3 separate regions of the Mus musculus genome follow, and regions 2 and 3 are each linked to region 1. A link is a loop called in an ENCODE intact Hi-C map of the cell type or tissue named here. Cell type or tissue: heart. All regions are shown on one strand.

Evidence for each region. Peaks named below come from ENCODE experiments on the same cell type or tissue, not always from the same donor. Only the 100,000 strongest peaks of a DNase experiment are listed, where the experiment ranks them.
Region 2: a loop joins it to region 1, with 7 times the contacts of the local background. A loop is called at or near these places in 3 of 42 quality-filtered maps.
Region 3: a loop joins it to region 1, with 2.5 times the contacts of the local background. A loop is called at or near these places in 3 of 42 quality-filtered maps.

The regions. Positions count from the first base shown.
Region 1 is chr7:42,501,845-42,509,844 of GRCm38, reverse strand. Zfp141 (zinc finger protein 141) reads left to right here and starts at 4,092. Exons shown (of 7, transcript NM_001309388.1): 1 at 4,092-4,235. Gm35353 (a long non-coding RNA gene) reads right to left here and starts at 4,018. Exons shown (of 3, transcript XR_391403.4): 1 at 3,052-4,018; 2 at 2,148-2,251; 3 at 1-1,057. In heart, a CTCF peak has its summit at 4,154; a DNase peak (open chromatin) is centred at 4,124; H3K4me3 peaks cover 1,243 bases; H3K27ac peaks cover 1,079 bases.
Region 2 is chr7:41,388,656-41,396,655 of GRCm38, reverse strand. It overlaps AI987944 (expressed sequence AI987944), which reads left to right and starts at 3,277. Exons shown (of 5, transcript NM_001199330.1): 1 at 3,277-3,429. Gm17102 (predicted gene 17102) reads right to left here and starts at 2,958. Exons shown (of 2, transcript NR_166533.1): 1 at 2,636-2,958. In heart, a CTCF peak has its summit at 3,207; a DNase peak (open chromatin) is centred at 3,225; H3K4me3 peaks cover 1,773 bases; H3K27ac peaks cover 1,246 bases.
Region 3 is chr7:42,689,736-42,697,735 of GRCm38, reverse strand. Zfp975 (zinc finger protein 975) reads left to right here and starts at 5,018. Exons shown (of 4, transcript NM_001008427.1): 1 at 5,018-5,085. The coding sequence starts at 5,083. It overlaps Gm38998 (a long non-coding RNA gene), which reads right to left and starts at 4,886. Exons shown (of 3, transcript XR_001778103.2): 1 at 4,785-4,886; 2 at 2,607-3,213; 3 at 1-45. In heart, a CTCF peak has its summit at 4,781; a DNase peak (open chromatin) is centred at 4,915; H3K4me3 peaks cover 1,832 bases; H3K27ac peaks cover 967 bases.

The DNA of each region.
Region 1 (8,000 bases):
CCTCTTCCAGCCTAGGTTTTCCAAGCCATTTTCAAAAACACTAACACAAGTTTCACTGGGGATCTTTCGTGTATAAGAATGAAAACCGATCTTTATCTCTCACCCTGCACAAAAATCATTCCTAATCTAGGTATTTCAATCTAAAAGCCTCAATGTAGGAGCTTCCAAGTCGAACCTTTTAGAGGAATACATAGGGGAACATTATTCAGGATACAGACAGAGGTGAGGAACTCCTGAAGGTCTTGTTGTTCCTCAGGAAATAATAGTGACGATAAGCTAATGGATGTCACAAAATTCAAAAGCTCTGTAAAAACAAAGGAAATGGTTACTCAAGTGAAAAGACAACACACAGAATGAGAGAAAACATTGTTAACTACACCTGACTGTGAATCATAGATCCAGAGTACACTCAGAAATAAAAACGGGAACAAACGTTTCCATCATTTGGCAGTAATTCTTTAAAATGACAAACAAGGAAGATGAGCAGTGCCTTCTGTGTTAGGCCCCTAAGAGAACGGGGGTCTTCCCTTTGGTCAGATATAGGAGAATGTATAAGAAAAGTGGTATTTAGATACATGAGGAATGGGTGTTGTTCACAAACTAACGCCCCACAAATGTCACCATGGCAAAAGTATGAGGCTCTACAATGCAACCCGGCATGCTGTTGGCAGTGTAGTAAATGAGCAACTCATTGGCGAGCTTGGTATCTGTTTGTTGTTTTATTTTTTGACAGAGAGTCTCTCTCTATATACCAGGTAAACCTGAAACTCACTATGTAGACCCAAATGGCCACACACTCACAGATATTTGCCTGTTTCTACCAAGTGAGTTTTTGGACTAAAGTCATATGTCACTTCACCTGGCTAAGGACAAGGTGGCTGAAAAAAGAATTAATGTGTATATTGAGCATATAAAGCATTCCCTTTAAAATCAACTTTGTTATAAAGCAATAACAGTCTGCAGCCGGGCATAGTGTGACACATTCCTTTAATCCCAATACTTGAGAGGAGAAGGATCTCTGTGAATTCAAAGTTCGTGTTGTCTACATAGTGAGATTCTGTCAAAAGAAAAAAAAAAAGAAAAAAGAAAAAAAAGCTTGCATCAGCAATAGTGTCAGAGTTTGGTGCCCTCCCATGGGATAAATCCCAAATCGGGTTAGTCACTGAATGGCCTTTCATTAAGTCTCTGCTTCATTTTTTGTCCCACCATTTCTTTTAGACAGGAATAATTCTGGGCCAAAAATTTTGAAAGTGGTTTGGTGACCCCAACCCTCCACTGGGGCCCTGTATATTTACTAGAGATGGTCTCTTCAGGTTCTATCTCCCCAGTGTTGGGCATTTTGGCTAAGGTCACCTACAATGAGTCCTGGGAGCCTCCCACCTCCCAGGTCTCTGGGACTTTCAAGAGGTTTCCCACACCACCCAACCAAGCCACCCACCTCAGGCAGCTGCACATTTCCAACCATTTTCCTGGTCTTCTTTGCTTCTCTCCTGTCTCTCCCCATACCTGATCCTGCCCCCCTTTTTTTCCTCCCCCTCCCTCCTCTCCCATCTACCACTCTTCTTCCCTGTGCCTCCCATGATTAATTTGTTCCCCTTCTAAGTGAGATTGAAGAACTTCTTGTTCAATTTCTTAGGGTCTGTGGGGTGTATCATGGGTACTCTGTACTTTCTGGCCCTGGCATATAATGTAACAAGGACTGCCTTGTCCAGCTTCAGTGGGAGAGGATGTGTCTTATCCTGTAGATAGGGGATGCCCAGGGTAGGGGGTGGGAGACCCTCTCAGAGGTGAAGGAAAGGGGGAAAGAATTCTAGGAGGGGGGACCTGGAGGATGGGTAACATCTGGGATGTAATAAATAAAATAATGAATAAAATAAAAATAAAAACCCAAAAACCCTTGCACACAACAATAACACATCCAAATTTATCAAAATATATATCACTTAATTAACTTATTTACAATTAAATTTTGTACTTGAAATGGTTCTGTAGAGGATCATAATAAATTTTACACTTCCAGTACTGAATATATCTCATACATTTAACTTCCAGCAAAATGAAAATGAGCATTCCTAATAGTCAAGATAGTGTCCTGAAAAGGGTAAAGGGAAATAGTCAGAAAATAGAGAACCACAAGAAGAGGGTACCTGGGTTCAGCTGAAGCTGCAGCCTGTTCCTCCCAGAGAGGAGCACTTTGACAACCCATGGGAAAGATCCTGAGCTGCCTGATTGTAGTCCCGATGAATCAGGGCTTAATGGTCAAAAGAAATAAAAGAGTGTGAAAGAGAAATCACATAAACAACAACAGAAAAACAAAATGAAAAACCCAAAACTGCTGGGCAATGGTGGCGCACGCCTTTAATCCCAGCACTTGGGAGGCAGAGGCAGGCAGATTTCTGAGTTCGAGGCCAGCTTGGTCTATGGTGTGAGTTCCAGGACAGCCAGAGTTATACAGAGAAATTCTGCCTGGAAAAACCAAAAAAAGGAAAAAAAAAAAGAAAAGAAAGAAAAGGACAACAAGTTCTGCTTAAATGTGAATGAGGGAGGCCTTACTCACTGTTGGAGGAGAACTTCGATTGTGGTAATCTTAATAAAATCATTTGGGGTTTTTGTTGTTGTTCTTTGGTTGTTTAGATGTATTTTGGAGAACAGGGATTCAGTATGCACCCTTAGTGTTGGTTTCTAAAATTACTAAAACTAGATCTATCCTGTGGCCTAGCTAATCATATGTATATGTACACACACACACACACACACACACACACACACACACTGGGAATCCATATCATAGCAAAGAGATATTAACATATCCTTGTTTACCACTATTCTTTCTACTATTTTCACAAAAGCAAATAAAAGGTATCAGTCTATATGTTCATCAATACAGACAGATGTATAATTAAACTCTATTATAAATTTAATGGAATTTTATTAGGTAATCAAAAATGAAACCTATAGAAAGATGGAATAAATTGGAAAAGATGAATGAGGCAATTGAGGATTATTAGGAAGACAATCACAACATGTTCTCTCTCATGTATAGACACTAACTTCTGATTTTATGCATGTGCAGCTTCAGCTTCTGCCTCTCGTTAGTAAGTCATCACCATCTATGAGGCAAGTGCTCCATTTTCCTGGTGAATGAGCTGTGGTTCAGTTTACTTCTCAGCAAGAAGAGAGTTCTATTCTCTGGGGATCATGAGATACCTCCAGCCAGAAGCACATGATGGTTCATCTCATATTTTCACTTTTAATCTTCCATATGGCTTCCCTTTCCTGTTTCCTGATAATCCTTCCTAGTTTTCAATCTTTGAAAAATGAGAAAAGGTCAGGTGTGGTGGTAAACAACTTTAATCCTAGGACTCAGAAGAAGACAGAGGCCATGAGATGTCTGAGAGTGCAAAGCCAGAATGATCTCCATGGCCAGTTCCAAGCCTGTCAAGCCAACAAAGTGAGACAATCTCAAAAAAAAATAAATGAGAACCCTTTTAAGGTCGGGTGAAAATAAAGAGAAAAGGCAAAGAAAAGGAGAGACATTGGCCAAGAGCAGTTGTTATTCTTGCAGATGTTCTGGCTTCCATTCACAGCACCCAGATGAGGACTCAAAATCACCTGTAGCTCCAATCCCAGGGGTTCCTATCATTTCTTCTGACCTCCACAGCCAGTAGGTATGCACGGGGGGCATGATTATACATGCAGGCAAAATATATGAAATAAGTCTAATAAAAATTTAAAAATCACTAGAAAAGATACTTTTATGAGGATACAATGTTAGACTCCTAGAAGTAGATACAAATACTGGTAGGCAACAACTCCCGTGGCCACGTGAGACAGCCTTGGGCTTTCAATACATCACCTTCCACCAGTCTTGCCTGGTTATAAGGAACTGAGGCACTTTGATGGTAGCTTCCTTATCACTGGAGCGTGAGTGCAGCCATGGTACTTTCTGAAAGAGCAAGAACCACTAGATGAGCCATAGTAAGTATTGGCAAGATTTATCTCTGCCAGTGGTAGCGCGCATGCGCGCCGTCCCCGAAGTGGGAGGCGTGTAAGCCGTGATAACCATTACAAAACAACCGGAAGTGACCTAGGGGCGCACAACTTCTTGGATCCAGATGTAGTTTCCTGCTCGGACCGCTTGTGCTTGGAGTCTGGACAGTTGGGGTTGTGCATGTCTGCGGGTGGACTTGGTGCCCCACGTGCTTTGTGCCGGGCTCTGTGAGTTGCAGCGTGAGGTGAGTGACCGTCAGGCTGGCAGGACACCGAGCTGTCCCGCCGCGGTTTGTGTTGCCTGATGGCTGCAGGTGGGCATCAGCCCTGTTTTCATTCTTCTCTTGCGGGGTTTTCGCTTTTGTTTTGTCACTTACCGATATGCTCTGCTGTGGGATTTTGCCACATCGTTCGAGAACGTTGTGTGTTCAGGGACACAGTTTGGGCAGGAGTGAGTGCATGGGCGCTGCAGGATCCGAGCCTGCGATCAATGTGCGGTGCTTGTGAGGGCGACCGCGCTGCTTTCTGGTCCCTTTGTGTTTGCGTAGCTGGTAACTGGAGAAAAACTCCAAGGAGTAAGAGAAAAAGGGAAAATGAATTTATGTATGTTTTCGCCCAAACTGGGGACGCAGTATCTATGTCAGTCTAAGCAGTATTAGCAATAGATTGCTTTTATTGAATAGAAGGAACTGTATGAAAACCAGGGAATAGGGGTAAATTGTTTAGTGTGGTCCCAGGCATCCTACCTAGGATTTAAGCCTTAGTTTCACCCCAGACACCAGGTGTTCTGATCATTTCCTCCCGGTGTTAAATTTCCTATATGGAGCTGGAGCTGAAAACAGAAAAGGGATTAAAAAACAAAAACAAAAACCTAAACCGAATTCAATTTTCAATTTCTGTTGTCAGTTTACATAACTATAGGGGTTCATATGTGTGGCTGGGAGCAGAAAGGTGTGCTCTGGGGGCTGGTGAGATGGCTCAGTGGGTAAGAGTACCCGACTGCTCTTCCGAAGGTCCGGAGTTCAAATCCCAGCAACCACATGGTGGCTCACAACCATCTGTAACAAGTGACTCCCTCTTCTGGAGTGTCTGAAGACAGCTACAGTGTACTTACATATAATAAATAAATCTTTAAAAAAAAAAAAAAAAGAAAGGTGTGCTCTAAAGAGGTTTTAGGTCAGAAGCCTAGGTTTCTGCTTCCAAACAGGCAAGGGCCAGCCTCAACCAGTAGCCTCCTGTAGAGACCAGTGAGGTGAAAAGCAGAAAGCGGAGGGACTGAGATGTGGATGAGCACTGTTGGGTTCCCACTATCCACATTCACACTGTGGCTTTGAGCTGCCAGGAACTGCAGTTCCTAGGAACCCACTGCTCCCCTCTGGCCTCCTGGTGCACACACTGACAGGCAACACATCCCTATAAGTTTTTCCTCTTTCTTTCTTTCTTTCTCTCTCTCTCTCTCTCTCTCTCTCTCTCTCTTTCTTTCTTTCTTTCTTTCTTTCTATAGAAAGAATAGCCCTTAAAAACAAACAAACAAAAAAACAAAAACTGTTTCCCCAGTGAGCTACTTTCTCCACCTAACCCCCCCTCCCACACACACCATTTGGTAAAAAAAGAAAAGAAAACCAGAGGGTGAGACTCCACACATTGGTTACATTAAGTAGAAGAATAGTTAAAGTGACCTAGTGACCCTATGTCTGTCTCTAGGGCACAGATTTAAGGTTAAGTTTAGAAATCAAGCATTATGTATTAAAGTAGTGCTGCAGGTTGTGGTGGCACACGACTGTCCTGTAATCTTAGCACTCTACACTCGGAGGCTGCAGGATGACTGCATTATGGAGGCTGGGCTGGGCATGAAGTAGGCTAGGAGTCAGCAGAGTAGTAGTAAGAGCCAAAGTGTAGAAGACACGCATAATGCTTTTTAGTAAAAGCAGATTTGGGTGTGTGTTTCATTTTCAAGGTTTGTTTTTATTTTACACATATGAACATTTGACTGGTTGTATATAGGTGCACCAAGTGTGTGCCTAATGCCCAGAGAAGCCAGAAGAGGAGATCTGAGACCCTGGAATTAGAGTTGTGAGCCCCATGTGGGTACTGAACCTGGGACCTCTGTAAGATCACCAAATGCTCTTTGTCAGGTGTATTATAAGGAGATAGGCAGCATTTAGTTCAAGCCTCGCAGAGCCCAAGTTTGTCAAATTTCATATTGCTTGCCAGCCTCATGTCTGTGAATGAAAATAGATTAGCTCAGGAGAACAAGGCCACTCAGAGACATGTGTCTTTGACATGTATTGCCCTTGATTTTAAATTAAAATTTGTTGAGGGTTGGCCTCATGCACTGTGTATTCAAATGCTGACTTCTGTGCCCTGAGATCTGCTTAAAGCCCAGACATGGGCATTGTCATGAATTTTGAAGAATCGCCTATATCAATGTGATGTAAAGAATGTTCCCCAATTAACTCAAATGGACTGAATAGCAAATGACTGGGCAGAGTAGAGAGGAAGATTAGACTTCCAGTCTCAGCCAGGAGTCCCGGGGGAGAAGAGCAGGGAGAAGGAGTTCACCATGAGGCAGGTGAGGGTACAAGAGAAGAAGGCCATGAGGTAGAGGAAGAAGGGGATTGTTGCTATGAGGTCAGGCATGAGGAGGCTTCACCAAGTGCGTTCTCCATGTGCACCCCTAGCTACACCAAGGAGCCAAGGAGAGACTAAATGTAAGTAACTCGGTGTGTGTGGCTGGGAAGTAGAGTAGCTAGGTAGCATCAAGGCTTAAAAGTTTTGCTCAGCTATTCTGATTAAAGCTTACTGACTAAATCAGTGTATCTCTGTCTCAATTAGTTGGGAGCAAGGCAGGTTAGGAAAACTGCCACTTTTAAATTTAATCATATGAACCGTCTTTGGTTTTGAAACTTACAGTGACAACATGGTATGTGGTATGTGGTGCTTTCTGTGCACGGCCCAAGCCGACTGTTCACCTAACCTCAGTGAGTATGATGTCCATTCTTCGGGTGTAGAGTTGACGTGGTAGAGTCAGAGAGGAGGTGATACCATACACCTAATAATGTGCTATTAAGTTTTCAGATGTCTTTTTAGTAGCTATTATTTTACATTCAGTTACCCAAGAAATTACTGTGACCAAAAATCTGAGTTAATACGGGTTTACTTTCTTCCCTTCACTCTGAGTAAGGAGAAGCCTAGCACTGCACGAATACTCTTGTCATTATAGTTCTGCCTAAATCTCTAAAGTGCTGTTTTTGTTTTTTTTTTGTTTTTGTTTTTGTTTTTGTTTTTTTTTGTTTTTGTTTTTGTTTTTTTTTTGCCTGCACAGAGGTCGTTTTCATTTGGTTTTTCTTCCTTCCTCCTTCTGTGGGCTGCTATCTGTTCTTTTTTGACAGGCTCTTGGGGTGCAAAGCTGGACGGTTGTGTAGAGGCTTACTCCTTTATGTTGAGTGTGCTTTCTATGAGACAATGTTGGAATAGTTTGTCTTTAAGTCTCTTTAGGGCCTTTCAAAGTTTCCACTTTCATTTCTAACTTGAGGAATTGGTTGTATACTCGAATAATAATGATTTTTTAACATTCTATGGGTCTCTATCATTTGTAGTAATTTAAAACTTTTCAGTTTTCTGCTTCTTAGGGGTTGATGGGAGAAGGAGACATTTCAGGTTGAAGTATGCCCTTGCAGGCAGCAGGGAGGTTCAGCCTCCTTGAACCGAACATCGAACAGGCACACAAAAGCATAATGACAGATTGCTATACAAAAATTGTTTTTTCTTTGGTGAAACAAGTTCCTCATACCAAAGCCCATAATATAATCTATATGTTTCCTGAAGGAAAACATCACAGCTCTGAAACTTGTGTACGGCTCCAGGTGTGCCCGGAGTGTCTTGTTACCAAAGTTATGCAAAGGCTGTTAAGGTTTTCCAGAAAGACAACTCTATAGACAACAGAAAACAACCAGTGTTTTCTACAGTGATTTCTTTAAGGTCAAAGTACATACAACTGTTCATTCTGA
Region 2 (8,000 bases), 1.1 Mb after region 1:
TTCTCTCTCCTGCATTTTTAAGTCATCCATTAGATCTTTCCCCAAACAATTGATGCTAAGAGTTATATAAAATGCCTGTGATGTGGCTCAATTAGAACAGATTATTGGTAACATTCTTTAAAAAGCTTGGCAGTATATAGAGAAGAATTGCCAGTTTTAATATTTTACTGAGAACTAAAATAGCAAAATTTCTGAGTAAAAGGGCGATCACATCCTTACCTGCTTCTCCTGATATGAGAACAGCAAAAATGAGCAAACATTAAGTAGGTATGATGTCCTGAACGTATTTTAACTTCCCCAAACAGGAAATGTGAGTAACATCCACATGCAAATATGATTTACAGTAGCCCTCCAGGAGTTACACATAAGTGAGTAAAGACTTGATATTAACGAGTACACATGAAGGATATTTTTAGCTGTAAGGTGATTCTGCTATTTAGTTAGTAAAAAATATCATTGAAATACTGAAGCATTTTGATATAAGCACTTATGAGATTCTTATGCTTCCTGTAGTTTATTAATTCCTAAGAAAATGGCAGTGGTAAGGGCAAACTTCCCTTGTATTTCCCTTAGACAAAATGCCTGGAATATTAGAATGTAACCTTATATGACCAAAATAAAGTATATTTTTCTGTGTCTGCAATTTCTGTTGAATCAATTTTGTAAATTGTGAATTGAGGTTTCTGATGATGAAATCTATATTGATTCTAGATTCTCCCCTGCTAGCACTGTGTATTATGTATCAGAACAAAAGTTTAGAAGCTGTGTTAACCTTTTTAAGCAAAGTTAATTATGAGTAATTGAATTTGTTGCACCCAAGCACCTGAGTAAATAAAAGTCAGTAAAGTGTATCTAGAAGCCAGGGCAGTATTACCATATTTGGTGACATTTACAAAGAATCCAGTAACTTATACCATGTGCGTGGTGTTACAGCACTTGTCCATAAGCCTCCAAGACATAGGGAGAGTGGTAGGCTGTAGAAAGGAGTGTTTTGTAATTTCCTCATAAGTAAGGACCCAAGGGTTTTGAGAAGTGAGATGTTAATGGCAACAGCTACCAACAAGGCAGGCTGAGAGAGGGAAATGCAAAAGGAACATTGGGAGGAGTTTGGGTGGGTGGTTAGGGAAGGAAGTTGACTATATACTGGAAGTATTTGAATTCCTATTATATGAAGTCCTGTGTCCAGAAAACCCAGAGTAAACTAGAGCCCAGTAAACTAGCTACAAGAATGAGAAACAACATTTTTCATGCTTTGAAGACCAATGAGAAACCAGCATGCAATGGCCACGTGCATCCTTACACAAAAACAACAAAATTTACAAGCAGAGAAATCAAAGATTCATCCATATTTTGGAGAGGAGCTGGGTCTGGCTCAATGCAGTTGGGGGTAGGGCAGCCCAGCAGCACTTGGCTTCTATGTGAGGCTCTGGACATTACAAAGATATCCATTGGGCCCCAAGTGTTACTTGTGAATTCTTTAACCGCAAGTCCCCCTTACCCATGCTTGGTGTTCTAAGATGTTACATTTTTATCGACCCAGCTTTCCTGCCAGCTAGACAGAGGTAGGAGCAGGCAAAAGAAGGGCCTGCGACTGTAGGTAGACTGAAAGGTAGAGTCTTTGGCTCCTGGATACCATCCCAAGTCAGAGCATCACAAATTCAGAGGCTCAGCTTCACTAGACAGATCATACAAAGACAGATCTGATATATAAGACAACAATATTTAAAATTGGTCTTTGCTACTTCTAGGTCCATCAGTCCTTATATTGTGTGTTTGTTTAATTTAGACGCCCCCTAAATAGTAACCCACGAGGACAGACCGGATGTGGACAAGTCACAAAACAGACAACAGTAAAGACTGAATTGGTGTCGCACAGAGGTTTCACCAGACTGATTATGACAATTTTACCAATAGGATTGTGTTTCAACTGATTTCTTGTATAATCCCTGGACTGCCTGGTATCCTCTGGAAATTGCTTTGTTGAACAGCCTAGGCGTTGGAACCCAGGTGAAGTTGCCACATACTGGGCCACTGCAGTTTCTGTCACCCAGCGTCAGTAGATGGCATTTCCAAGGCTCCAAGGCAAATAACGGATCAGAAAATAACTGATGGCCTTGGATGAACTTCCAACTACGCAGAAATTACTCAATAAATAAATACATAAAAATAAAGAATAAAAAAGTAAAATAAAAAAATAGGCGTCTCCCAATTGCCCGAATGGGGTGTACAAACCCCATCAATTTCACCCTGTTTATCAGACAGGGTATCTCTTAACCATAATCCAGGAACCAACAGGAAGCTTACTGTTTAGAGTCTGCCATTCACCTTGGGATTCTGCAGAGGGAATGCATTTCCTGGAGACCCTAGACACAGCTGGGTCAGCCCACCCCTCCATTATCCGGGATGAAAAGAGAATTTGGGGCTTTTTCTCTTCCTCCTCCTCCTCCTCCTCCTCCTCCTCCTCCTCCTCCTCCTCCTCCTCCTCCTCCTCCTCCTCCTCCTCCTCCTCCTCCTCCTCCTCCCCTCCTCCTCATCCTCCTCCTCCTCCTCCCCCCCCCCTCCTCCTCCTCCCCCCCCCCCACCACCATTTCGGTCCAAATTAAAAGCAACAGTTTATTAAATATTAGGTACTGACCAAGAGATGGACCTGGGTCAGAAATATCCGCAGAATTTCCCAGCCGGAATAGCCCCCGGTCACATATTGTAGGGGTTTATACAGATAATCAATTTGGCCACCGCACTTTCTCACGAGGGTTACTTAGAAAAAAAAACTACAATTCCCAGAATCGCTAGAAGTTACCTGGCTCCTGGGCCGGTAACGCTTACAGGCTAATTTTGGCAATTACATACGCAAGCTTGATTTCCATTACATATCCACCTTCATTTCCGGAGGAAGAAAGGGAAGTGCCTAATGAATAAAGCAAAGGTAGTTCAAGCAAGCTCCAGATTTCCCGATTTAGAGAGCTAGGGAGGGCAGGGTCAATTCCTACAAAGGGGAGGAGCAGCCCGAGCTGACGCGGTGGGTTCTCCCCAGAGCTGGATGGGAAGACAGACGGGTATGCTTTTGGAAAACAGGCACAAGCGCTACTGAAATTCAAATCTCTGTGTATCTGCAGAAAGAATGATACTGTAGTGGAAGACCAGGCCAGCAACCAAGCGGAGTCCCATCTGCACATTCTAACCCTAAGGGAGGTTTAATGGCCAATCAGAACCTTGAGGTGGAGCTGTTCATGTTACGCAAGACTTAGTGACCAATCGGAGCCTTGGGGTGGATTTGTCAGTCAGGAGAGAAGGCGGGACCTTCCGGGTTCCTTGCGGCAGTTTCAGCTCTATAACGGACCCTGCTGGAAAAGTTCTGATTGTTTTTCTCTAAGCGCTGCTGCTGGGTGCTGTGAGGGAAGCTCTAGCAAGTTGCTAATTCGCGACATGGTGAGTGCAGAGCCACTGCCCACAGAGGGAAGGAGCAGGCAGTTGTGTAGCAGAAGTTGGTATGGTGGCTTGTCCCTGGGTCTGGGTGGTAAGTGTGGCCAGATCTGACCACCTGTTACTTCCCTTTTTGTCCTAGTCATTCCCTGAACCCAGCGGTGGGCTGTGAATAACTTCACTATGAGGGCGGCATCTGCTCAAAGCATCTGGCTCAGAGACTTGTGTGTGGAAACATCCTTAGCAGGATGTCAAACTCAGAGAGGCCTAGTTTCTCTACTTCTAAAAGTTAACTCCCCCATCATTTAACATTTAGCTGTAAGACCTATTTGGAGTTAATTCTGTAGAAGTTATAAAAGGCATCTCATGTTGGGTAGCACTCCCATATCAAACTGTGGTGTAGAAGAGTAGAATTGATGATGTTAAAGGATTTACCAATGCTTAGGAGATAGTTAAGCGACAGCAAGTAGAGTTTAGCTGAGGGAGGAATGCCTCTGAGACACCCTACAGATAAGTAGTGTGCTAACCAGACCCGTTAGAGATCAGGATGCTAGGATAGATATATTTGTTCACTAGGATTGTCCAGAAAAGTGCTCCAGTGCTTAACAAAGGAGGCTACTCTGATTGACAACCAGCCACTAGGGCCATCCTCATAGCAAAGAACTGGCTGCTCAAGGGAGCGTTATAGAGTCCCAATCAACATTAAAGGCTGTTTATCACAAAGTGCTGCTAGTTTTCTTCTTGAGAAAAAGCATAGTTCTGCCATATTCGCAGGAGAACACCGGCTGGCAACTCTTTGAAAAGGGAAAACACTGTTGGGTCCAGGACTGGCTTGATCAAGCAAGGCTTTCTGTGAGGCCCTTATGTATAGAAAATGGCATAGCTCTTTCTCAAACCCAGGAACATGCTTGACAGAGCCAGGTAGGCCCTCATGTATTGAGAGTAAAATAGAACTTTTCTTTTTCTTTTTCCTTTTTTTCTTCCTTTGTCTTTATTATTAGTAGTAATTATTTTACTTATTTACATTCAAATGTTGTCCCTTCCTGGTCTCCCCTCCACAACCTCCATCCCATCCCCTCCCCTTTGCCTCTATGAGGGTTCCTACCCACTCACCCACTCCTGCCTCACCCTTCTAGCATCCCCCCCTACCCCCAGGGGGGCAACAAGCTTCCACAAGACCAAGCTCCTCCCCTCCCATTGATGTTAGTTAAGGCAGTCCTCTGCTACTGCTACATATGTAGCAGGAGCCATGAACCCACTCATATATACTCTTTGGTTGGTGGTTTAGTTCCTGGGGGCACTGATGGGTCTTGTACTGGCTAGTTTTGTGTCAACTTGACACAGCTGGAGTTATCACAGAAAAAGGAGCTTCAGTTGGGGAAATGCCTCCATGAGATCCAACTGTAAGGCATTTTCTCAATTAGTGATCAAGGGGGAAAGGCCCCTTGTGGGTGGGACCATCTCTGGGCTGGTAGTCTTGGTTCTGTAAGAGAGCAGGCTGAGCAAGCCAGTAAAGAACATCCCTCCATGGCCTCTGCATCAGCTCCTGCTCCCTGACCTGCTTGAGTTCCAGCCCTGACTTCCTTTGGTGATGAACAGCAGAATGGAAGTGTAAGCCGAATAAACCCTTTCCTCCCCAACTTGCTTCTTGGTCATGATGTTTGTGCAGGAATAGAAACCCTGACTAAGACAGGTCTGGTTAGTTAATATTGTTGTTCTTTCTATTGGACCCAGCCATGGGAACCCAGTGGAAGAGTTAAGGGAAGGACTGATGGAGCTGAAGGGGATTGTAACACTATAGGAAGAGTCCCTTTACTAAAGCAAGGAACATGCTTGGGAGAGGTGGTAATGATCTGAGGCCAAAGCCTCTGGGGGAAGGTTACTTCAGATCCTGAGAACCAAACACTTCTCACCATATGGGGTTGTGGTTATCAGACCCAAGACCTCTGTAGGCTTTAAGTGATGACCTTGAAATACCCTGTGTTCCCTTGTACAGTATTATTTTATTAGAGTCCCCCTGAGTTTGTCCCATTGTATGGTAGTTTCTACTGACTTCATAGAAATTTCCCATTTCTTTCCATTTGCCTTTGGTCAGTAGAACACAAGATGCTATTCTTAAGATGCCTATTTGGCATAAGACATAGCTTGCACAAGACCTCCCCTCCCCAGCTTTTATCTTTTCTACTTTCTACATTTCCTATCTTTCTCATCCTCTGGGGCCTTCCACTTAGAACCCTGTCAGGGCTGATTTGAGTCTTGGTTTAACTCCTCATCTTGGTAAACCACCCTCATATCCACCTTGTTAGGACCCCTAATTGTTCTCTTGCTATTGACATGTGTACCCTGCATATTGAACAATCTTACAGCCTTCATAAAAGAGAATAGGAACAGTGCAGCTGATGGTCCTGTGCCAACAATATGAGACCCTGAGGACAGGACCTGAAGAATATGAATTACTTACCCCAGACCACTGAATTTAGCTCCAGTATTGGAGCTTGTACAAGAAAAAAGGGAGAATGAGGGACCCTAAGGGCTTTTTCTATTCCCACACCCTCCTTACAGCTTCCCTCTCCCGCCTGGGGTCAAGGCTAGGCCAAGTTCCATTCTCCACCCACAGGAATATTCTTGAGTAAAAAATTCTCAGAATGTACTGAATGATAGTACCCTCTGGAAAGTCCCAGGTAGAGTTCAAATGTATGTCATGCTTGCTAGCCAATAGATTTAATGGTCAATATGCTTAGGCAATAAGTTTGAACTGTAACCTTGCTGATGTAACCTGTGCCCCTAGAAAGTATAAAACTGCTTGTAATGGCCATTCAGGGTCACCTTCTAGTCACTTGAGGGACTAATTGAAGATCAACAACAACATGCCAGAAAATAAACTTCTTCATTTTGTATCGAGAAAAAAAAAAGAATAATAATAATAAATGACTCTGTGTTGCAGGATATTTGTTCTCACTGTGAACCCCATGTTATTCACTGGAAAACCTATTTTTAATTATGCTGTGGCTCAACTTTAGCCCACACCTTTAATCTATGAACTTCCTGCTTGAATTTTGTAAACAGGATTTAATAAAGTCACCCATAGGTTAAGAGTCAGAGTAAGTAACCAGTTGGCAAAGGTGTAATTAGGATTGATAAGAAAAAAACATAGCCGGGCGTGGTGGCACACGCTTTTAATCCCAGCACTCAGGAGGCAGAGGCAGACAGATTTCTGAGTTCAAGGCCAGTCTGGTCTACAGAGTGAGTTCCAGGACAGCCAGGGCTACACAGAGAAACCCTGTCTCGGAAAAACCAAAAAAAAAAAAAAAAAAAGAAAGAAAAAAGAAAAAGAAAAAAAAACCATAAAGAGTAAGAAGGAGTCAGTGAGATGAATAGAGATGCACACATTAGAAGGATTTTTTACTGTGGTATGAGAGAGCACCATTCTTGGTGGAGCATCTGCTGAGGAGAAAAGTCAGCTGGTTACTTTCTCTTCCTCTGATTAGCAGACTTTCAACCCAGCTCTAGCTTCTGGGTCTTCATTGGTAAAATAGAGCAATTGAGATTTAAAAACAAATTATGGGAATATCTGTGCTTTGTAAATCTCCCATCTGTGATGTGAGTGGCCAGACTTGCAGTCTATTGTCCATATTTAAATTGTTCAAAATATAATATACTATGGAGACTGAACCTAAAAGAGACTTAGGTTGACAGCATATAGGAAATATGAAACCTGTTCTCAGTGCTCTACTTGAGCATTAGCCAGAGCTGAATGCATGCTGTCATTAAAGACACATTTCTTAATTATTCTTTTAATTGTGTTTGTATTGGTTTCTCCCTGTGAAGGCATATTAATTCTAGAATAGCTACATCTCTGGCTCTTCCCTGTCCTCACATTGCTTAGGGTCATGTCTGCTCTGGATAACAGCTCTTGGGTGAGTTCACTGACCTTTTAGGAGATCAGTGAAGTTGTCATGAGAAGGGAGACAGGGGACAGGGAAGAGAAAGGGAGAAAGTTGGTGCACACATAGGATGGAGAAAATGCCAAGGGAGCAAAGAAGGAAGAGTTTCTTGGGGCAAGAGAAGCTCATCTTAGAGGATGGTGTATGGCAGCCATGCCCTATAACAGTAGAGAGTGAGGGATGCTGGGAGAACCTAGATGCCAGGTCTGTTTTGGTGTGTTAAACAGGCACCTCAGCTGCTTGTCCAGGGTCCGAAACCCAACAAATCATACTACAGAAAAAAGTAAAAATGAGGGTAAGAATCAGACTGAGTCTTTTTGTTTGAATTTTTATAATGACAGTAAATTATAATTTATCAAAAATGTAATAGTCCTAGACAAATTACACATCTCTTTGTTTTCTATGATGAAATTACCCACCTTAGATGGTAACACTTTTGCTTTGGAGGACATTTTTAAACATTTTTATATATCATTTTGTATATGTTTAATGTATTATATAATTAATATACCTCTACTGTGTTACATTACATATGTATTTGTATTATTTGAATAGTTATTCAAACATTACCTTTCTTTAAAGAGAAGGAAGAATTCTCTTTTGGTATTAAGTGTACAGGAACCTCTGTAATTC
Region 3 (8,000 bases), 190 kb before region 1:
GAAGCAGGGAAAGAGGGGATTGGGCGTTTCAGGGAGAGGGGGAACCTGGAAAGGAGATAACATTTGAATTGTAAATGAAGAGAATGTCCAATTAAAAGAAGAGAAAGCCAGGCAGTAGTGGAACATGCCTTTAATCCTACTACTTGGAAGACAGAGGCCTACAGATTTCTGAGTTCAAGGCAAGTCTGTTCTACAGAGGAAGTTCCAGGATAGCCTTGGCTAAACAGAGAAACCCTGTCTCGAAAAACCAAAAATGAAATAGAAGAATGAAAGGAAGGAAGGGAGGGAGGGAGGCAGGGAAGGGGGGAGAAAAATTGTCCTTGCAAAATATCATACCCCTGTTTTATTCTATGAACATTTTCTTTTTTTTAAAGATTCTCTCTCTCTCTCTCTCTCTCTCTCTCTCTCTCTCTCTCTCTCTCTCTCTCTCTCTCTCCTTTCTTCCTTCCTTCCTTCCTTCCTTCCTTCCTTCCTTCCTTCCTTCCTTCCTTCCTTCCTTCTGTTCTTCTTCTTGTTCTGTAGTACAGCTTAAAAAGTCTGGGATACTGATTCTCCCAGAAGTTCATTTATTGTTGAGAATAGTTTTTGCTATCCTGGAGTTTTGGTTATTCCTGATGAATTTGAAAATTGCTCTTTCTAACTCTATGAAGAATTGATTTGTAATTTGATGGGGATTGGATTGAATTGGAATAATGTGTTCACCGGGCGTGGTGGCTCACGCCTTTAATCCCAGCACTCGGGAGGCAGAGGCAGGCGGATTTCTGAGTTGGAGGCCAGCCTGGTCTACAAAGTGAGTTCCAGGACAGCCAGGGCTACACAGAGAAACCCTGTCTCAAAAAAAAAAAAAAAACAAAAAACAAATAAATAAATAAATAAATAAAAAATAGAGTGTTCAGCAAGATGACCATTGTTAGTATATTAATCCTGACAATCTATGGAAGAAATTCTGTACCATACCCAACTTGAGAAATAAGTTTTATGGTGTAACTTTTCTCTTTTTTTTTTTTACAAAAATAAATTTAATCATTATTTTTGTGTATGAGTGTTTGTCTGTATGTGTGTCTGTACTCCATTCATTCCTGGTCCAGGAATACCAGGGGATGTTGTGAGAATTCCTGAAGCTGGAGTTACACATAGTAATGTGCAGCCTTATACACTGACAATGAAGAAAACTCGGTGCTCTAGAAGAAATTTCAATTCTCTAAACATTTAAGATATTTTCCACCCCAAGTTTTCTATTTTTTTTAAGATTTATTTACTTATTGTATGTATATGAGTATAGCTGAACAGATGGTTGTGAGCCATCATGTGGTTGCTGGGAATTGAACTCAAGACCTCTGCTTGCTCTGGCCCTGCTTGCTCTGGCCCCTTTATTGTTATAGGTAAGTACACTCTCTTCAGATACACCAGAAGAGGGTATCAGATATCATTATACATCGTTGTAAGCCACCATGTGATTTGAACCCAGGATTTGAACGCAGGGCATGCAGAAGAGCAGTCAGTGTTCTTAACTGCTGAGTCACCTCACCAGCCCCAGTTTTCTACTCTTGATAATGTTTCCCATCCAAGGCATTCTAGGTTTCTGGTGGGCCAAAGATCTGTCAAGTAGGCCCCTGTAGGTATTAGACAGGAAAGTGGGCCACTCTAAGAGATGAGAATGAGAGTTAGGTGCAGACTGACTTTGTCAACCTGTATCAGAATTCAAGAAGTTTAATATCATGTGGTTCATTGTCAGCATATTGAAAGCACAGTACAATTTGGGAAAAGGTGTCCAGGCAGAAATCAGTCCAATCAGTTCAATTCCAAGTTCACAATAAAGTTTAATATGTGACTACATAGAAACCCTTTTACAAAGTACATGTAACTGTGAGGAGGGCTTCTGTAGGTAGAAGACCTGGCATCTAATGATTGGTAACCATCTAGGAAGGAAAGAGTTAAAGACAGTCATTTTGGAGAATTTGAGTAAGGTCTGCCTCTATAGCAAACATTATATGAGATCTGCCTACACAAAGAGCCAAAAGGTCACTGGATCAGTACGAAAATGCACTTCCAGCTATTTAGGTTGAATGTAGGTATTTTTTTTTCCTTCATTGAATGCAGGCCTCTGTATATTTAAAATTCCTAGTATCCTTGGTGATCTGTGGCTGCAAGGACCTTTGTGCCCCAACACCCTGTTCCACATTAAAGAGTGAAGCTCTTTTGCAAGTGGGAAAAGTAGCTGAAGGGCACATATCTGGATGCCTCAATCCAACTTGGGAGGGAAAAGAAAGTAACCAAGGTGGGGGAGGAACAGAGGGAAGGAGGGGCCTGGGTGGGAGTGGGGACAGGAAGGGGGACTAGGGAACATGATCAGGTATTGGGTTTGGGGAACAGGACTGAAGCCCTGAGGGTCAACAGAGAGGATGGAAACAGCTAACTCTGGAGGTAGGGGGACACTCTAGAATGTACTGGTGACAGGGAAGTTGAAAGACTCTAAGGATTCAAAGGGAGGGATCTTGGATAAAGTGCTCTAGAGTGGGGAGTAGGAACTTGTAGAGTCCACTTCCAGTGGAGGAACATGATAAGTGGAGAGATGAGGTTTTGATCCCACAGTCAAAAGCTCTTACCCAGAATTGTTCCTGTCTGATGAAACTGCAGGGACAAAATGGAGAAGAGCAGGAGATAAAGGACATCTAGTGACAGGCCCAAATTGGGATCCATCTCACGGGGGTCCAGGGTCCTGACATTGTTAATGGTACTGTGATATGCTTGCAGACAGGATCCTAGCATGGTTGCCCTCTGAGTAGCCCAGCAAGCAGCTGAAAGAATCAGAGGCAAATAATAGCACTCAGCAAATAGACAGAAGTCTGGGACTGCCATGGTTGAATTTGGGAAAGCTGGAAAAATCTGAGGAGAAGGGTGGCCCCAGGGAAAGACCAGCAGTCTCAACTGACCTGGACCCTGAGATCTCTCAAGACACTGAGCCACCAAGCAGGCAGCATACAACCAACCAGGCAGCTGTTATGAGGCTCCCAACAGCAGAGGAATGCATCATTGGGCCTCAGTGAGAGAAGATGTACCTAACCATGAAATGACTTAAAGCCACAGAGATTGAGGAAGCCTGGTGGTGCTGAGTGGTGGGGTGTTGACATCCTCTTGGAGACCGAGGTCGGGGTAGAAGGTATGGTATGAAGAATGGTCACGGGGCAGACAGGGAGGAGGATGAAGTATGGACTGTAAAAAACAATTAATGAATAAATTTAAGTAAGTTTTAAAATTAAACAAAAAGCATTGCTTTGGAAATGACTCCCAGGTTCTCCTTGCCTGCAAATGGAAGGAAATCTGTCTTAACTCTTCTGCCTTGCCTCTTGTGATGGTTATTCTTGGTCGTCAAATTGGCTATACATGGAATTAGTAAAATTGCTACAGTTCCGGTACTGTGAAGGATTTTTCATGATTATATCTTTTTAAGTTGTAAACCCTCTTTTAAATCTGGATCTTCTGAAGTGATAAGAGATATATTTAATCTAGGCCACAGCTTCTAGTGGCAGACTACATTTATAAAGGTCACTGAAGATGGTAATTCTCTCTCCTGGTCTTCATATCTTACCCTGACCAGCAAGCTCAGTTTTTGGAAAACTGGCCTACTTATTCCTAATTGTTATGTAGACTGAAGTCCAGCAGTGTCATCCAGCCACATGGACTGAGCCACTACTATATTCTTCATCTGTCCATTTGCAGACAGCCATTGTTGGACTGGTTGGACCACAGCTTACAAGCCATTCCAATAAATCCACCTTCTACATATACAGAGAGATTCGATCTATCAGTTTTGTCCATTAGGATACCTTTATTAATACAGCTGTGGGTTTTTTCCTCTTCCCACTAAGGAAGATGTGCTGGCTAGCAATACTGTTGTGTAGAGTTTGTCATCTTTTTCCTGCTTTGCTCCCAGGGCTTTGTAAAATCTGATGCCTACCAGGTGAAACATAGCTGCAGTTTACCTGACCTGACCTGACCATGAAACCTCAGAACAAAAATCTTAGTGTTTCCTAAAAATCTCCTCAATTGTCAATATTCTGGGTGCCCTTCCCCTATGGGCTGGGTTGTTTATTTCACTGCAAGTTAAATAATGGGCCCTGCAAGCTATCTTCCTTGATTACAGGAGGGAGAAGGGAAGTGCTGGAAGACAGAAGCAAGACTTTCCCTCCCCCTGCTGCTTGAGGAATTCTCAGTTTACAGAAGCCTTTCCCTTCCCCCTGCTCCTTGCCCTTTCCCTGCTAATATAAACAAGCCTTTCCCTGCCAGTGTAAAGAAGCTCAAGACTGCCTGCCTCCTTCCCCATCTGAGAGGACTGACTAATGGTCAAAATGACCACAACTGCCATAGCAAGACTAGCTGTTCTCAAAATTAGCCATAACAATAAAAACGGTCCCTGGGACCCCGGCCTCAGTTTGAATTCTAAGATAAACCGACCTTGCTGACAGTTTCTGACATCGCTGGCTGACACCAAAAGTAAAAAACATAACTGTTACTTTGCTAGCCAACAATGATAAAGTTGTGTAACCCTCCCCCCAAGCCCCGCAAATGAAGAGTAGTAAAAAAAAAAAAAAAACCTTTACTGTAAGCAATCTGGGTTGACTCTCCCTGCGAGGCTGAGCAACCCTGTCCGCATCGGAATAAAAACCTCTCGCCATTGCAGCGATCTATTGTCAAGCTGTGTCTCTAGGGGTCGCGTTCTCAACATTTGGGCCCCTGGGGTCCTAGCATAACCACTTTGCCTTATCCCATCAGTGCACTCTCACCCTACTTATCTGGAAAACGGTAGGCCATGGAACAGCAGCATGGGCCAGGAATCACTAAACTGCGTCCCTTCAGCACACACTAACCTTAAGAGAGGTGCTTATGTCACTCGAGACTTGCTGACCAATCAAGGCCTCCAGTCTGACCTGCCAGTCAGAAGTGGAGGCGGGTGCTTCCCGGTGCTTTGCTGTTGGTTCCGTGCTGTATCCGAGGAGGAGTGTGGTGTGGTTTGTGTGTCCTGCTCTGTGTGCTACTGCTGGGTGCTGTGAGGGGAATTCATGCGAGCTCTGAATCCGCGACATGGTGAGTATATGGCAGCTGCTTCCAATGGGAAGGGGCAGGCGATTGAACAACTGGAGCGAGTATGGTGAGTCCTCCCTGGGGCTGAGTACACATCGCGAACCTCTGCTACACAGGGAGGGCTACTTGTGAGGTTGTTTGTGGTCTTAGCTGCTCTGAATAACTCTGCTCTGGGGCTTTATCTGCGCGAATATTTAAGCATGGGCTGGTGTGTTGAAACCTTCTTGGCAAGATGGCAAACACAGAAATGCCTAGTTTCTCCAGTATCTTCTACAATTTTGTTTGTTTGTCTGGTTGGTTGGTTCTTTATAACTTTTGGATATTAGCCCTTAATTGGCTATAGGGTTGGTGAACATCTTTTGTCAGTTTGTAGGCTACTGTTTTGTCCTATTGACAGTGTCCTTCCCTTACAGAAGCTTTTCATTTTTAAGAAATGTATTAACTGTTGGTCTTAGATCCTGAGCCATTGATGTTGTATTCAGGAAATTCTGTGCCCTGTACCCGTGCGTTCAAGGATATTTTTGCTTTGTCTGCTATTAGATTCAGTGTAGCTGGTTGTAATTGAGGTCCTTGATCCATCCTGTGCAGGGTGATTCTTCTATACACACTGCCAGTTAGACCAGAACATTTGTTCACAATGCTTTCTTTTCTATTCTATGGTATTGGCTTCCTTGCCAAAGAAGTGTCCATAGGTGTGTGCGTTCATTTCTGGGTATTTGATTCTATTCGATTGATCTGCCTGTCTGTACTGATACCATTTGGTTTTTATCACTATTGCTATGTAGTACAGCTTGAGATCAGGAATTGTGATGTCTCCAGAAGTTCTTTTATGGTTCAGGAATGTTTGGGCTATCCTGGGAGCGTTTGTTCTTCCAAATGAGGTAGAGATTTCCATTTTCTATTTTTTTTTTAGATTTATTTATTTATTATATATAAGTACGCTCTAGCTGTCTTCAGGCATACCAGAAAAGGGCTTCAGATCTCATTACAGATGATTGTAAGCAATTATGTGATTCATGGGATTTGAACTCAGGACCTTTAGAAGAACAGTCAGTAATTTTAAATGCTGAGCTCTCTCCAGCCTGAGACTTGCAACTTCAATGTGTGTAGAAAATTGTGTTTGAATTTTGAGGGGAATTGCATTGACTTTGTAGATTGCTTTTGGTACTATGGCCATACTGACTATGTTTTTTGGTTGTCTGTTTTTCAAAACTGGTTTTTCTGAGTGATGAGCTTGTGGTCCTAGGACTTGTTCCATCTACCAGGTTAGCCTTGAATTCAGAGAGTTCTGCCTGCCTCTGCCTCTCTGCCTCTCTGCCTCTCTGCCTCTCTTACTTTCAAGTGCTGGGATTAAAGGTGAGCGCCACCATACCCAGCTGCCAGTTTTTCCTGTAATCCTTGTTACTGTTTGAATTTGACTGAAGTTTGGGTGCAGGACTTACTTTCTATGAAGTAGAGATGACTGCACTGTACACTGATTGTGCCGTGTAATGTTCACAAAGAGGACCCTGTGCCTTGGAAGGAGAACAGGAAGAGATCTGGTGACTCCAAAGTTTGACTAAAATACATTTTCCCAGTCTAGGGCTCTCTCTGGCCAGAGGCTGGAAGGACAGAGCTAGGAAGGCCTCACTGTCTGAGCCTTTTGATCTTTGATCCCTTAATGGAGTAGCTGCTACTTTCCTGAGAACTGGTTGGTTGTATCAGCCAATGAAGCACTCTGGGTAAGCCAAGAAATTAGTAGTACCAGTGGGTGGGGACTTACAGGTTCATTCCAGGATTCTTCTCTAAAGTAGCTGTAGCTAGCTATGAGGGAGTCCAGAAACCATGCCATGTTCAGGCTGGGAGCCACTGTCACCAGACCAGGAAGAGCAGGTCCAGTTAGCTAAAGAGTGACATGTACTGAGAGCTAGATTGTGGTTTTGTTAATACATATGGTAACTTGAGCAAAGGCTCTTGGCCCTTGAGCCTCACTAAGTATGAATTCCCTAGGGAGGAGTAGCTCTGGCAATGGAAGTGTGTGGTACTTATAATATCTCCGTCCATGGTACACACAGAGGCATTGGTTTTCGGATGCAGTGGGAAGTCCACTGGAAACTGGAAGGTCTAGTTCCTAGAAGTTCTGACCATTGCATTCCACATTCTGTTTTGTGTGATAACTTTTCCCAACAGTTATGAAACTGGTAGAGAGAAGGTGATAGAGATCATCCTTCAGTAATATTTGATTGGAATCCTTTGAACTTTTCATGACCACCAACTGCAAAGATGTGATTCAAGGAAACTCAACTATTGGTCATAATAGGAGTTTTGAAGATGCAGAGGTTTTCCAGGTGTGCATGGTATTGTGAAGGTGGACATGTCAGATTCCACATCTTGTGACAAAATCCATGTGACAGGAAGTAGACATTAAACTACTGTTTAACATGACCTTGTGTGCAAATCAGTAGGACTGGGACTTCCTGAAACCTACTTCGGGCCCGAGGGTCTACAAAGCCAGACAGAGCTTACCTTTCTGATCACCTTCATTTCCAAAGAGCATGGAGCCTCTCAGTGTGGAAGACAGAGCAGCAGTAAGTGGAGAGCCAGAAATATGACAGTATAGACGCTTCTATGAGTTATTTTGTGGAAATTATAAACCCCATGCTCAGAGTTTAAGAGCAGCGACTGCTGTTCTGAAGGTCCTGAGTTCAAATCCCAGCAACCACATGGTGGCTCACAGCCATCCCTACCAAGATCTGACTCCCTCTTCTGGAGTGTCTAAATACAGATGCAGTGTACTTACATATAATAAATTAATAAACCTTTTCAAAAATAAAAAATGGCTAATCTACAACTAGAGTGGAAGAAAAGCAACTGCTGGGGAAAAGTAAAAACAAAGGCTGCGGTTGATGGAGAAAAACAGCACTAGGGAGTTTCCATGG